2 separate regions of the Homo sapiens genome follow, and region 1 is linked to region 2. The links are chromatin loops, found by intact Hi-C in ENCODE. Cell type or tissue: heart left ventricle. All regions are shown on one strand.

Region 1 (8,000 bases), 690 kb before region 2:
TTCTCCTTTTCCTTTACCAGATGTGCAGTATGTGAAGCTCCAGCTGTGGTGATCGCAGTTCACAGTCAGACGATCCAGATTCCCCATTGTCCTCAGGGATGGGATTCTCTGTGGATTGGTTATTCCTTCATGATGGTATTTTACACTCTTCCTTGCATTTGTCATCATAGCTGACTGTCCATTCCATCTACATTTCTTCCCAATATGAGGAATCCCTGTCATTTGCATAATAAGAAGCTTAAACTTCAAACAGCTTCTATCCAAGCACTGTGTTCCCCCTCACACATTTTTTGTAACATATTTTCATAATCTGCCTATTACTTTTTTTTGACTACCCTTGGTGTGGATACTATTGTCTTACCTCTGGGCCTGTTCCTTCACTAGATTTGAATTTGGCCAAGCTCAGCACACATCTTTGGATATTCACTAAGCTATTATGGCACATGGGTATTGCGGCACATTTTTCCTTGTCTTTTATAGCATACAAGTGCAGGGGCAGAAGGCTCAGGTCAAGCCCTAGCCTCCCCTGGTTCCTGCTTGGAAGAGTTTCGTTCAGCTCCCTTCATCGAATGTCATGGGAGGGGTACCTGTAACTACTATGCCAACTCCTACAGCTTTTGGCTGGCAACTGTAGATGTGTCAGACATGTTCAGGTAAAGTGCTTATAGCTTTAATTCAGGTCCAAAGCTTCCTTCAGAGATGCTAGGGAAGAAAGAGACAATTTATGGATGGTTTATCCTCAACAAATGTTAGGAATTTATTGGATTGTGTACTTTATTCTTGCTTGTTCTTCTCATATACATGACTCAGGTCAGAAAAACAGACTTGATTATTAATATTAGGTGAGTTTGGTTTGTGATAGCTTAGTAGTAATCCTTCAATAATGAAACAGAGATAAAGAAAGGTTATGTGACCTTCCTAATAAGTCAGCAGCTGTTCAACTAGATTGAGACCACCCCAGGAATTGAAGTTACAGTCTGTCTTTTCCCTCTCAGTCCAGTGGTCTCCTTTCCCAGGATATTTTAAAGATTCTCATTTAAGGGTTTGAATGAGCAAGACATACGTAATGTATGTACCTCAGGATACTTCATTCTGTTGATTTTTTTCAGTTTAAATTTATTTTTATGTGTTGCTTTTGGGTTATCACTACTTGGTATTTTTCTTATGGTCCTTGTTATCTATCATAACATCATCAGTTGCCCAGATTTCCCTCATCCTGTGAATATTAGAAAAATGTATGAGAGAAAGAGAAAAAGATAGAAAATGAGAGGGAAACACAAATATACAAAGATAATAGTGGTGGGGAGAATCGTTACAAAATATCTATGACCACTAATGGCTCTTAAACCATACTAGTCACTGCATTAGATCATATTGCTGAAAAGTAAACCATTAAGTCACCAAGAGAGCTACTTAACACACAAAAAATGTTTAGTTATAAATTTGAACCAGTAACAGAATTGAAATACCAGAAAATGTGGATCTGATTGTCTTATTTCTTATTTCCCAGTAAACCTCAGTCAGAAACGCTGAAAGCAGGAGACTTGAGGACACGAATTAGCCGATGTCAAGTGTGCATGAAGAGGACATAACATTTTGAAGAATTCCTTTTGTGTTTTAAAATGTGATATATATATATATAAAATTCCTAGGATGCAGTGTCTCATTGTCCCCAACTTTACTACTGCTGCCGTCAATGGTGCTACTATATATGATCAAGATAACATGCTGACTAGTAACCATGAAGATTCAGATGTACCTCAGCAATGCGCCAGAGCAAAGTCTCTATTATTTTTCTACTAAAGAAATAAGGAAGTGAATTTACTTTTTGGGTCCAGAATGACTTTCTCCAAGAATTATAAGATGAAAATTATATATTTTGCCCAGTTACTAAAATGGTACATTAAAAATTCAATTAAGAGAAGAGTCACATTGAGTAAAATAAAAGACTGCAGTTTGTGGGAAGAATTATTTTTCACGGTGCTACTAATCCTGCTGTATCCCGGGTTTTTAATATAAAGGTGTTAAGCTTATTTTGCTTTGTAAGTAAAGAATGTGTATATTGTGAACAGCCTTTTAGCTCAAAATGTTGAGTCATTTACATATGACATAGCATGAATCACTCTTTACAGAAAATGTAGGAAACCCTAGAATACAGACAGCAATATTTTATATTCATGTTTATCAAAGTGAGAGGACTTATATTCCTACATCAAGTTACTACTGAGAGTAAATTTATTTTGAGTTTTATCCCGTAAGTTCTGTTTTGATTTTTTTTAAAAAACAAACCCTTTTAGTCACTTTAATCAGAATTTTAAATGTTCATGTTACATACCAAATTATAATATCTAATGGAGCAATTTGTCTTTTGCTATATTCTCCAAGATTATCTCTTAAGACCATATGCCCCCTGTTTTAATGTTTCTTACATCTTGTTTTTACTCATTTCTGACTGGACAAAGTTCTTCCAAACAATTCTGAGAAACAAAAACACACACGCAGAATTAACAATTCTTTTCCCTGTGCTTCTTATGTAAGAATCCTCCTGTGGCCTCTGCTTGTACAGAACTGGGAAACAACACTTGGTTAGTCTCTTTTAAGTTACAAAAAGCCAATTGATGTTTCTTATTCTTTTTAAATTTTAAATATTTTGTTATAAATACTCACAGGATACCTTATTTCCCTAGCTATCATCTCCTGACTTAATGTTTTTTAAACCCACCAATATAAATTTAATTAAAGATATATGTTGTAAGGATGGTCTGTTGTGTATCTCTTCAGCCTGTGTGGAAAAAACCCCTGCTCATTTACAGATAGATTACCAATCTGCACATCAACAAGTCATCTCTTCCCAGGGAATCAGTTTCTCCACGCTTTGATCACTCTGTTAGTAGATAGAAAACATAGTAATGTAAACTTTTTCCAATGAAGAAAACTACCTATTGGAAGACATTTCCAAGATAATAAATTTCTTGACAACATTGTGTTAATGGCTAAGAAAGGAAACAACTGGCTTCTATTTGGGGAAGAATTCATTAATAATGTTTAAAGCAGGTTAGTGACCTAATATTCTTAATGATTAAGAATGAACACGCATAGTTCTCTAAAATAGTCAAGGACTGGTTAAAAATAAAATATTAAAAACTTCCATAGTAAAATTTGTGTTACAGCTAAAAGATAAAACAACCAAAACAATTTTGAGTATTCTAAATCCTAATATGGACCTATGTAAAATCTAAAGCTTAGAATCTCTGGTGGTAAAACTTAGGATCCAAACAATGATAACTATCTAATTATTTTATTGATTCTGGATAGCCACCAATCGCAAATTTTAGCTCTATTTTTTCATTTAGTCCCATGCATAAAGTCAGTAATGAGTAATTGTAACTGAAAACACCATATCACAGCCCCACAGATTCTTCTACATGGTGTACACTCAAAGGTGCCCCTTCTGTTATAGTCGCAAACACTAATTCCAGAGATTTTGCTTTTTGTAGCTTTCCCTCTCATTTATAGCTGGTTGAAAGCCTTGGCCCAAAAAGAACCTCCTTTGTTTGTTTGTTTGTTTTGTTTTGTTTTGTTTTGTTTTGTTTTGTTTTGAGACAGTCTCCTCTGTCACCCAGGCTGGAGTGCAATGGCGTGATCTCGGCTCACTGCAACATCCACCTCCTGGGTTCAAGGCGATTCTCCCACCTCAGCCTCCAGACTAGCTGGAACTACAGGTGCATACCACCACGCCCGGCTAATTTTTTGTATTTTTAGTAGAGACGGGGTTTCACCATGTTGCCCAGGCTGGTCTTGAACTCCTGAACTCAAGCGATCTGCCTGCCTCGGCCTCCCAGAGTGCTGAGATTACAGGTGTGAGACACCACGCCCATCCCAGAACCTCCTAATTTTTAAATTGTTGCATGTGCAGCTAGTCTATGTGTTTCTTAAATCTCCTAACTATTCCTAGCCCTGCTTTGTTGTTTGAAGTACACAAATTCATTCCAGGACATTAATATTGTTAACCCTCTCTTGCCATGAATTATTCAAAGATTAATCTAGCTGCTCTACTAGTTACCTATGGTGAGTTTTTTGTGTTTTGTTTTGTTTTGTTTTTGTTTTTGTTTTTTTTTGCTTTTTTATCATCTGTGAAATTTCCAGAAGTACTATGGTAAGTTTTACAGTCATACACAATTAATAGCTTTCTCACATTGGCAGGAAATGAATGAACTATTCTGCTTAATCAGATAGTTTGACTACCAAATATTTATGTGTACCAAATGTGGTTTTACCAGTTAATGAATCTTTCGTGATTCAGATGTTACTTAAGGACCAAATCCTAGTATTTTATAGCTGTGTATGTGTGTGTGTGTGTGTGTGTGTGTGTGTGTGTGTGTGTGTGTACCCACACACACGTGCACATGTATCTTCAGAAAAATTGAGGTCTACATGAATAACTTCCATTATATATATATTACGTAATATATATATACACACACACACATATGGATAAGTGTATACACACACATGTGTTGTGTAAGAAAGTAGACATTCCAATTATTTTTATAGCTTATTGGCCTGATCTTTGCTATGTTGGTGTCACACTCATTGCTTCCAAAGGAGGTTGTATTGGACACCTTGTGATTGTATGATGTTTTTTCCCACCCATCCAAATTTGAACAACACTTTTTCATTCTTGTAGTGGCAATAAGGTTCTTTGCCTCAATGTCATGCCAAGCCATCAAATGCTTATTCAGAAGTTAATCACAAGAGGGCACTATTGCCTATAAAAATGAATCAGCATGTGTAATGATTTGAGCTCATTGGTGGTGGTGGTAGGGTTGTCTAAAGTCCTGTCTCTAGATTCCCTGTTTTAAGTTTCATTTATTCTTTCAGCCTCATAAAAATCATTAGCAAGTACTTGAAGAGGTGGCCTAGTTTCCCAATGTCTGCATCCAAAACGAAGAGAACAGCTTTGCTGTCAAAGATTCTCTTTTGTTTTTTTGTTTGTTTGTTTTTGAGACGGAGTTTTGCTCTTGTTGCCCAGGCTGGAGTACAATGGCACGATCTCGGCTCACTGCAACCTCTGCCTCCTGGGTTCAGCGATTCTCCTGCCTCAGCCTCCAGAGTAGCTGGGATTACAGGCATGTGCCACCACACCTGGCTAATTTTGTATTTTTAGTAGAGACGGGGTTTCTTCATGTTGGTTAGATTCTCTTCTTAAGAGCCTGATTAACAGTTGGTTCTGGTAGCACTTCCCATGCCTCTCAACACAGAAGCAAGGAGCAATCACTTTTGTTTGGCCGGAACTTCAGTTGGTTTCCTTGGCAGAGAAACTCAGTTCTCAGGCTGGACTATACAAACACCTTCATCCCTAGGCAGCTCCAAAATAAATTGAATAATATTTTAAAATCATGTCATTTCCATTTTAGAGCAGTGGTTTTAGAGTATATTCAGGGAGCTTGGAAAGTTTGTTTGGTGGAAATACTCCTAAGTTGGAATTGAATCCAGAGAGGCCTGTCTCCTGAGTTCTATATCAACAAATATTGATTGGATGCTTGTTAGCTAAGGACACCATGAAGGATAGCAATCTAAAATGAACTCAACCTCAACCAGGAGAATAAGCAGTGACCATAATATAGTAAATCCTCACTTCACGTGGTCAATATATTTTTAGAAGCTGTGACTTTAAAGGAAACGATGTCCAATATTATTCAGTTATAATGTTGATGAAGAAAAAATGGATTTGTTATATGTCGTTTAGCTTTAAAGTCAAAGTTTCCAAGAACCTATGGACGTTAACTGAGGACTTACTGTATGTATACTGGAAAAGAGGTATGCTAGTCTGTCTTTGACTACCAAATCTTACTAATTCTAGGCCAGATAATGGGGATTTTTGTAAGAGTAGCTGTCTGGAGGAAGCTGGCTCACCAACCTGTTCCCCAAAACATGGGCTAAAATCACATTTATGTAATCTTAATCATCTATTTCTCTGTTAGTGGACTGCATACCCAACACCTGACCCTACAGGATAACAAATTGCTTACATAATACCAATTTATGCCAAATATCTTCTGTTTCCCCCTCTACCATCACATTTCATCCTGCTTTCTGCCCCAGAGGGTTCCTGAGCCCTCTGGCTTCTGATTGGGTTCAACCAGTTGGAAGTCCCAGCAGAATACCAGAGGAGGGGACAAGAGTTGGGTTAGGGTATTTATTTTCATGGCTCTTTCTCTATGAGGTTACCTCAGGTTGGTTTGTGACTCTCAATTGAATGTCCCTACTGCTCTCAAGATGACTTACTATTCCTAATTATCTTCCTTTCTGGTTCTACTAACCCCTTCTCATGTTTTCAGGTCTAGGTGTGATGGGTATGGTGACAAGTCTGCTGTTGCTGTGCTGCTAGACCTGGATTCCTGAACAACCATTTGTGATTCCCCCTCCACACCATCTATATATTTCTAATTAAACTCTCCTCAGATTATCCTAATTTAAGTGTGTTGTACTTTTGTTGTTGATACTCCAACGAATACTCAACACTTCTAGTTTCCAAAATCTAGAGAAAGTGCTTTATTTCCATATGTGACAAAATGAGGGTGAATTGATAAAACTGACATGCATGATTAAGCATGCATCTTTGACTTTGAACTAAGGGATGGGCCAGCAGAAATATGACTTAACACCACTTAATCTAAGACCTAGTTTATCAAGAGTTATTGGAAGCTGTGTTCCAGGGTACTTATGGTGAAATGAGGCAAAATATGTTCCTTATGATCCTAAATTATTTATCTTTTTCCAATTAGTGTCCCACTGGATCTCTAAAGAATGCACTTTTATTTCCCCCAGGTAGTCATTTGTCTTCCTACATCTTAACTTCAAATAATTAATTTGTTAACTCATTAGCAGACTAGATTACAAGTACCAATAACTCATCTCTGAAAGCTCCAAAGAGAAACTCCCGGTAGTATTACTTCAACCAGAGGAATCTGCTAAGCCAGATATACCTGCTTGCAGTCAGTGAAAAGCCCTGAAGTGTTACTAGCTGAGAAATGAGTAATTTATTAGTGGTTTTCTAGCCTCAAGAGCATCTGTAAAAGTAAGCCTGCAGAAGTTCTTCACATCTGCTTCCCTTCTGTTCAAGGGTACCAGAGTGAATGCTTATACTAGGGATTATGGAAGACAGGTCATGTTCTAAAGCCAAAGACAGCCTGAGAATACTGTACTTGGTAATTTCAACCAGTCCCACACCGAACCTACCAAGAAGCCAACATACTCTCTCTTCAAGCAAAATAGTTTCCTGGTTGATTTTCATAGGGCCAGCAAAGTGCTTGCTGTTGCCAGTCTATCATAAGCTACAATGGTAACCCCCGATGTCAGATCCTTGTGTCTCTCTGACACAATAATTTGACCTTTGCTTGGGCTGCAAGGAAGGCTACCTCTAACACCTCAGTAGTAATAAGACTAACACCTTATATGTATGTAGTTCTTATTAAAATATCATCCTTTACACATTTCATCTGAGTCTCAACAACTCTGATGTACTCAAGCAGTGCAAGGATTAGTCTCCAATATACAGATGTGGAAGCTGAGCCTTGGAATGGTTAACTGACCCCAAAAGTCACAAGTTACTAAGTTCTTTTCACTCCAAATCTAATCGTCACTTTTGAGCCATGAAGATGCCTATATCTAAAATCTTATAATCCTGTGTGGTAGACATTCATAGCAATATATATAGAGGTCTCTGCCTCATGAGAAGTGATAGGCTGTATGTTTTGGAAGTCTTGGTTCCCAGGTAAGGATGAATGCTTTCCTAGCACCTTTGCAGCACCTGAAACCCCTTGGAATTAACCTTTAGGCACAGGGGGCTTATAGTTAATCCATTGTACCTCAGGATACTCTGTCTGGTCTAAGCCTCTATAGCTAAAGAAAACTTTATGGGTGTGGCCTGGTGCCCTCATGTGAACTTCCTCAGGGCTTTTGAATCCAGATGAACTCCTGGAATTTAAATGCCCTGG
Region 2 (8,000 bases):
GGGAAAAAGGGGCTACAAAATGTTTGCCTTTCATAGAAACTGACTTTGTTCCTCCTGGTTTCTTAGGGAAAGAAAAAGTCTCTCTGCAAATAGTGTGCCAATGGGTGCCTTTCACCCAGGAAGGGTGGCCACTGAGAAAGTGAATAGAAAATCCAAACTCACAATTACTATGGCTTATTGAACAATGTCTGGCACTGCCAAAGAGTGAAAAAATGTAGGTTAGAAAATGTAAATAATAGTGCAGCTCATTGGAAAGCCAAATTCTGTGCAGTTCTTTAAGAGAGAAAGATACAACTTACAGTCTGAAAAATGCAGAAAAAATCTCAATACTCCTCCCCACTGTAGCCATATTTTAAAGAGAAGAAAATTGAGGCAAAATGGAGCAATCTTTTGGGAACCCCAAATGGGGCTGAAGATTCTGCCCAAGTTATAGCTCTGAGTCTCAGACTCCCAGGTAAACTCTTTCAGCAGACCATGACCTCTCCAGAAGCAGGTGTATCCAAGTAGTCTGGCTCAAAAAACAAAAAGACATTATACCTTGAGCTCTGTTCTTCCTCGAAGCTCCACTTCATAGCCCTCACTCAGATTTTGAAGAATTGTAACAGTGCTGAGACTGACATGAATGCGATAAGCTGCAAAAGAAGGAGAGACATGATTTGGGCTCCTTTCTCACTGGCAAAATTAATGAGAAAATGTCAATGTAATAAATGTCTTCACTTGTAAATGAACTAGACCATTAGCAACGTCCTGAGAGAGGTTTACTTAGGGTTTCACAAGAGGAGGAGACGGAGTGATGGCCTTCTTCACCAGGCCGAAATAAGGCATTAGTTGTAGCACCTATCAGCCTCCTAGACACTATCTTAAATGAAAGGCCATGCAATAGAAAGGTGTTAATTTAACTCAAAGGTTGAGATGGAGAAACCAGCATCTACTGTGCTCTCAGCTGAAACGTGACGTCATTTGAAGAAAGCTTGACTTCAGCAGCTTCTTTCACAGGCTGCTACTATGGCTGAACTCTCATGCTTTACATATCTTAGGCAAAATGATGTCTTTTCCATATGCATTCTTACAACTCTCTCTCAACATTGCTACACTTAAAAATAAAACATCAATGAGAAATATCCCAAGAACTCTTTCAACAAATATTTTATGAAGACTGTACATTTATAGCTGACGTTTGGGTGGGGGCACCTAGCTGTGTTTACACATGAATGTACTATTTTCTAACCAATGATCTCAATCTGGGATAAGAGATTTACATAGGGAACTGCCACGTTAAAATTTTATTTAGAACCTAAGGGTAATTATTTGATTAAGAATAATCACTTGTTCACTCAGGTAAGATCCTTGACATTTCTAAAAACTGTCACCCTATGAAGTGAGACCTTGTTGAGGTTGAGTCTTAAATAAAAGTCCAAGGCTAGTTTTCACACATGCTTGAGAAAATCATTTTTTTTAAAAAAAAAGCTGATTACAACCTGAGTAGGAAGGCATGGCGGGAGAGAACTGCAAGGAGTTTCTGCTGTGTATACTCACAGTGACTTTCTTTCTCTTGATAGCTCAGTACTGTTGTTTGTTTGTGCCTTCCTCATTAACTCATGATCATCCAAAGCCCTTACTCAAAAAAGGTTGACCTATTCCTAAAATACACATGCCCAGCCAGTATATTCCTAGCCAGTCCTATGTGTGCATCCCACAAGCATCTGGTCTTCAGGGAGCCTTTCAGTAGAGTAATCTTGATGGTAGGGAACACACAGCTTAAAAGAGAGATAGCTCATACCAACCACCATCCACTTGTATGGTAGGGAGAATCACTCCAGGACTGGGTCACGAGTCACTTCCATTCCAGAATCTCAGTGGTTTCAACTGAGCACAAAGGAGATATTGATGAAATAATTTTTTTATTAATAGATATGTGACATGTCCTGATTTCATATCCAATGTGAGGAGAGGCTACCTCTCTACAGATCTCCATTCAGTTGTGGAGCTTAATGTCATATTTGGGTCATAGTCATTAGCTTTTAGAAAAGCACATTAACCAGCTCCTTTAGCACAGAGAGCACACGCGTATACTTCTTTGTATGCTTCACAATAACTTCCTTGCACAGTCAGTGCTTAATAAACACCTGCTGTGGGTGATTCACTCCATTTTCTTCGTTCTAGCTGATCACTGGGCAAGGTGCTGTCTACATCTCAAAATTCAATTTCTGGTCTCAACTTTGTATTTCCAATGTGAAATGTGTGGAGTTTTCCCTGGTTCAGACCAGAATATGACTTCAGCCTTCTACAAGCTTACATCAGTCCAGAATACTGTGCCAAATCTGCATTGCAGTTCCATGATAAATTTCACTTCATCTTGGGTTGCACTTCAAGAGTAAAGTCATATGCAAAGTTATATTAATGCAGCAGTTCCTGGATGACTACTTCCATGGCCTCTGCCATATCTAAGGAGTTTGAAGACTTTCCCAGATGTCAGAAAATTTATTCTGACAACAGCTTCTAAGTTCCATACTGCCTCCTTAATCATGGCAGCACAGGCTAGATTGACTAAGACTGGACCCATTGTGTAAGCCTGTTTCTACACATGAGTGATGGGAAGTGGGGTCAGACAGGGCACCACCCACTGTGATACAGTCCACCATAACATCAGGGACTAGTTTGAGTACAGTGCTGAAGCTTGGGAAGAACTCGTCTTGCCAGAGTTAAGCCCTTCTAAGGGCTTAAGTGGTTTCTTCCCTTTTTTGGTACAAAATCCATGAAAAATGAAAACTGCATATAGAATTTAATGTTATTCTCTATGCTTTTCCTATAGTAGCATAAAAAATGCTTTGCTCAACCATGATATAAGCAAAAGGCACATTGTGATTCTGTAGTGGTAGTAAATAACCGAGTAAGAGTTGAGCCAGCATCTTACAAACAACAGACAAATGGCATATGGTTTGTACAGTTTTCTTTTCAAAGAAGCAGAGAAGAAATGGTATCTTTGATAGTATGTCTGTTTTGATAGAAGCTAAGGGTTTTATATACAGGGAAGTTGCAATAAATTATTTCAGAATTCCAAGCTACTTGGATTGAGGGATTATTGCTAGCTAAATTGTAGAGGCTATTTGATGAAGCCAGAACTCCTGGGGTCCTAACTGGTTCAAAAAGGGGACTGCAACAGCAAACAGCAGCCAGCTGGGAGGCAGCTGGCTTCAGTGCGTCTCCACAAACTAGTTGAAAAATGGAAAATATTAGTCCCTTATGTAGTTCTTTTCTCAACATGACTCCCACAAACCCACAAGCCCGGCCAATTTTTTTCTTTACCCAAAATACTATTTTAGCTGTTTTTATCAAATTGAGTGGCTGTTTTGGTGTCACTTAGCTACAGCTTCATTTCTAGAGAAAGAAAGGTACATGTTCAGTCCAACATCACCCCCTACTGGTTTGCCATTAGAGACCAGGAAAATCCGTGATAAATCTTAATCTTCTCAAATTATCTTTTATTTTTCTTTAAAACATTGAAACATCAAGTATCCTGCTCTCTTTCACCTCTCTGAAGAAGAATCACCTTCTCAATAGCAGAGTGGTGCCATCCTATCCATCTCTCTATTAGGTACTCACGTAAGCCTGTAGATTCCATCCGAGAAGCTGTGTTCACAGTGTCTCCAAACAAGCAGTATCTGGGCATGGTGAGGCCCACCACTCCAGCAACAACCGGCCCTATAGAGTATCAGGGGGTTGGAATTACAGTCAACAGGTATGCACCCAATGCTAATAGAGGAATAGTGCAAAGAGGAAGGAATGTATCTTTGTAAAAGAATAAAAGTTGCCATCATATAGCTCTGTGAATCTGAAGAAAGACACAATGAGTAGTGAACTCTTTGCCCTACAAGAAAGCAAATTTATAACAATGCAGACATGACTGCCCTTCTGATGTATACCTTTGTTCCACGTAACAGTTACACCTGAGATGCTTATATTTGTCAACAGGGACAAACAAGTATCAAACCCAAACCAGAAAGGCCTGGGCAGGGATTCAGGGTCCAAACATGTTTGTTGTAAGGAAAAAAATGTGACTTTTTCTTGTGCCTTAGGGTTGGAAGAAAGGCTTTCATGGGTTTATCTGGTTCCCAAACTGTGTCTATCAAGAGAATTATTCTAAAACATTTCAAAAATCTGAAAACAAATAGAGCTGACTTTCAATTATCTGTGTTGGGGCATGGAAAAGCAGTATGTATATATAATCAAAGGATATTTTGCATTTAGCATTTTTTGTTCTTACATTTTAATATGGCTGTGTTAAGTGTTCAAGGTAATTGAGAAAACTTCAGCAGCCGTACTGAAAAGTCAGTTTGGGAGTATCCAGAAAGTTCTTCACCTTCAACTTTCTGGTTTCTGCTCTGATTTTGTTTTCCTAAAAAGAGATAGGGGGTCTCACCATATTTCCCACGCTGGTATCGAACTCCTGAGCTCAAGTGATCCCCCCACCTCGGCCTCCCAAAGTACTGGGATTACAGGCATGAGCCACCATGCCTGGCCTTCTGCTCTGTTTTTACGGCTAGGCACCAAGGGGAATAAAAAAGAAATGTAACACATAGTCTCAGTTCTCCAGGAATTTATAGTCTAATTGAAGAGAAGATACTATCAAAGAGGAAGCAATTAAGCAGTAACCCAAGACAACATATGGCTGAGGCAAGAAGCACAGACAGAGGTGCTATAATAACTCAGAAAATGGGAGGAGGTGCTTATTAGGACCTGACTCAATCAAGAAGGGTCCAGTGGAGAAGGTAGGATTTGATCTAGGTCTTGATGGGTGAGTAGGATTTGAACAGTGGAAAAGGGACATAAATCAAAGGCTTGTGGTTGGGATTGTACAGGGAATTTGGGAAGCTCTTAGAGAGAACAGTCTGCCTAGTTCACATGGCTCACGAGAAACTGGAGACAAGGTTGGATTAAGTGGGTTGTACAAGATGGAGGATCTTGAACCACTAGAGAATTTTGAGCAAGGAATTGCATGATCTTTTTTCTCAGATCAGTGTATAAAATGCATTGAAAGGGGAAAATGTAAAACCAGGAAAACCCTCCAGATGGCTGCTGCAGTAATCCAAGCACAAAGTACTTAAAAGGAGGCAATGATAAGAAGTGGATGGCCATGAAGAAGTAATAAGAGAGACGTAAAAGAATCAACAGATTTATTGGCTGTCTGATTGACAACCATGAGAAAATTGCCATGAGCTTGTGAGTTTATGCTGATTTGTGGGAAAAGATGACTTGAAGTTTTAAATATGTTAAATTTGAAATAATGGTGAACCCTACAAGAAGAGGTATGCTGAGGGGGGTTGGAAATGTGAAACTGAAGCACAAATGACAGATGAGGGCTTTTCTCTAAAAGAAAAAATCAAACGCCTGCTATGTGCTAAGAACTCTGGATACAAACATGAGTAAGATATGCTTCCTGCCACCAAGGAGCTTAAAGCCTAATGGAAGGACAGACAAGGAAACACAGATTATGCTGATGACTATGAGAAGGATGGATGGTAAGAGGCAAGAGTGAAAGCAAGAAGATGCTATTGCAGTGATCCAGGCAAGAGATCTTGGTGTCCCAGGCTTGGGTTGTGAGAGTGAATAAGAGACAAGAGAGATCAATAAATATTTAAAAGGTAAAGAGTGTTCAAGACTTAGTAGTTAGTTGAACGTTAAAGGTCAGAGTAAGGGAGGAGTCAAAGAGAATGACTCTCAAGACTAACTGGAGTAACTAGGTCAATGGTGGTACCACCAACTGAAATAGAGAATAAATATAAGAAGAGCAGGAAGTTTGTATGGGTAAAAAAATAATTGTTTTAGATGTGTCGAGTCTAAGGTCCATGTGGAACATTCAGGTGGGCATATCAGCAGGAATTTTGATATAGAAGGCTGAAGCTTAAGGGAGAAGACTGCACTAAAGCTGTGGAGTTGGAAGTCATCAGCGTACAAGTGGTAGTTAAACCACAGATATGAATGAGATCACCCATGAGAGTATGTAGGAGGAGAAAAACAGTGGATCCTGACAGAACACTGGAGAAGACCAATATAAGGGACAATTAGAGACAAAAGGAATTATCAGACAGTGGTAGGAAATGAAAGTCAGGTTGCTGTGGGTTGAGTAATAAATTAGAGGTGAGACATGCAGACAGCAAAAAGATCACAAGACTGAGAGCTTTGCAGAAAATGTTAGAGAACAGGAAGAGTCAAGAGAACCAGTAAATAAAGTGAAAAGCAGCATTCACAGAGTGAGGAGCATGTCATAAAAGCCAATTGAGGAGCATTTTAGGGAGGCTTGTCATGAATTCCAGATGCTGCAGAGGTAAAGGCAGACAAGGACCGGGGAAAGTGGTGAGAACTGAAGTCAGATTGCAAAGGGGCTAAGGAGGGAGTGGACAGTGAAGAAATGGCACAGTGGATGTCATTCATTTTTTTAAAGAAGTTTGGTAGGAAAGGGGTGAAAAGGATGGGGGAAGGAAAGGAGCCTAGAAGAGCAGAGCAGAGAGAAAAAGGTGGGGAGTGGATACAGAAGCAAGAGGAGCTAGTAGGTAATGAATGTGGGAGGAAAATAATTCAGAAGTAGGGATTTTAATTAATTAAATGAATTATCCTAACTACAACATATACCTGTTGATCTTGTAGCATAGTCAAACATGGAAATATTGCCTCTAACCAAAATGGTAGATTAAAAGAGTTTAGTACCTGGAACAAGGAGCTGCTGCCCACTGTGTTAGTGCAGGTACTGGGAGGAGAGTAAATTTGGGTAGGCATAAAGGAATTATGCAGCCCGGACACCTGGATAATCCGGTGGCCAGGAATCAGGGGAGAGCTATCTTTTTCCCTTTCTTTTTTAGTCTTCCTAGAGGCGCATTAGAATGTTTCCTCTTACTTTAACTGGTTATTACCTGAGTGAAGGCCAATTCGAATTCGGACCGGCACTTCTGGCATGTGCCGCATCTTGAAAGTGCCCACAGAGCTCAGGATATCTAAGGACATGTTTGCAATCTCAGCTGCATGCCTACTGCCATTCCTCTTTGGGAGGCCTGAAGCCACCATGTAGGCATCTCCAATGGTCTCTACCTGGGAATTAGGAAAAATAGAATTAGCAAACAACTTATTTGTGCTTCTTTTTAGCACAGAGCTGTAAGGGTATAATGGAGGCCAGGTGGTCTTGTTGTAAAGTGAGAAAGGCAGAGAGGGACTGTCAATGATCCACAAGTCTGGCTGCATGTTAGAATTGCTTAAGGAGCTTTATTAAAAATACTGAAGTCTAGGCCCCACACCAAGAGATTCTGAAATAAGTGTAGCTACCTCACAGGCTCCTGATTGACCTTAGAAAAATACCAGGCTCTGAGACATTTGGGGAGAAGAGAAAAGGGAGATTTCTGGGACTGTCCCTAGGGTGTCCATGGGGGAGCATCTTAGGAGAAAGTGCCTATGATGCTTCCCAGCAAATGTTTCTATAGATTATTTGGGGTAAATAAGCTAGGGTAGCCTTAAGGAAAATATAGGGAAGGGGAAAGGAAGAACATTCCCTCTGCTTTGCCTTGCTAATACGATGAAGTTAGTTTTGCAGGCCTATTGGGTATGAGAACTGAGTCTCTTTCCACCAGTTACCTCCTCCTCTCCTACTGCTACCTCCCTGAGGAGCAGCAGTACTGGCCCTCAACTGCTTTGCAGGGGACGGTTAGGGCTGGACACTTGGAAATAAAGCCAAATCTATGTTCCTCACCTTCCCCACAGAAGTGTGCTCACTTTTAGATAACCAGTAAGTTGAAACTTTTTGGGTAAATCCAAAAAATAACTAAGCTGAAGGGACTTTTTATGAAATGCGCCAGTCAGACTGTGTTACTACAAGTTTGAATCCAGTTAAAACCCATGTGTTCCCAGAGAACTGCACTCACAGAATACAACAGTTAAGAACATGAAACTCTGAAGTTATACCATCTTGATTAGCATTTAAGATTCAACACTTACAAACTGTGTGGCCATGGGCA

Evidence for each region. A loop is a pair of places that touch in the nucleus more often than their neighbours do. Peaks named below come from ENCODE experiments on the same cell type or tissue, not always from the same donor. Only the 100,000 strongest peaks of a DNase experiment are listed, where the experiment ranks them.
Region 1: a loop joins it to region 2, with 5 times the contacts of the local background. A loop is called at or near these places in 14 of 110 quality-filtered maps.

What each region holds. Positions count from the first base shown.
Region 1 is chrX:108,694,787-108,702,786 of GRCh38, forward strand. COL4A5 (collagen type IV alpha 5 chain) reads left to right here. Exons shown (of 53, transcript NM_033380.3): 51 at 21-135; 52 at 481-653; 53 at 1,511-2,759. The coding sequence ends at 1,592. Among named protein-coding and RNA genes, the nearest start is that of IRS4-AS1, 38 kb to the right of the region's middle. In heart left ventricle, a CTCF peak has its summit at 4,780 (motif pointing right); no DNase peak of the experiment used is centred here.
Region 2 is chrX:109,381,581-109,389,580 of GRCh38, forward strand. GUCY2F (guanylate cyclase 2F, retinal) reads right to left here. Exons shown (of 20, transcript NM_001522.3): 15 at 6,909-7,083; 16 at 3,604-3,702; 17 at 538-632. Among named protein-coding and RNA genes, the nearest start is that of GUCY2F, 97 kb to the right of the region's middle. In heart left ventricle, a CTCF peak has its summit at 3,445 (motif pointing left); no DNase peak of the experiment used is centred here; H3K27ac peaks cover 373 bases.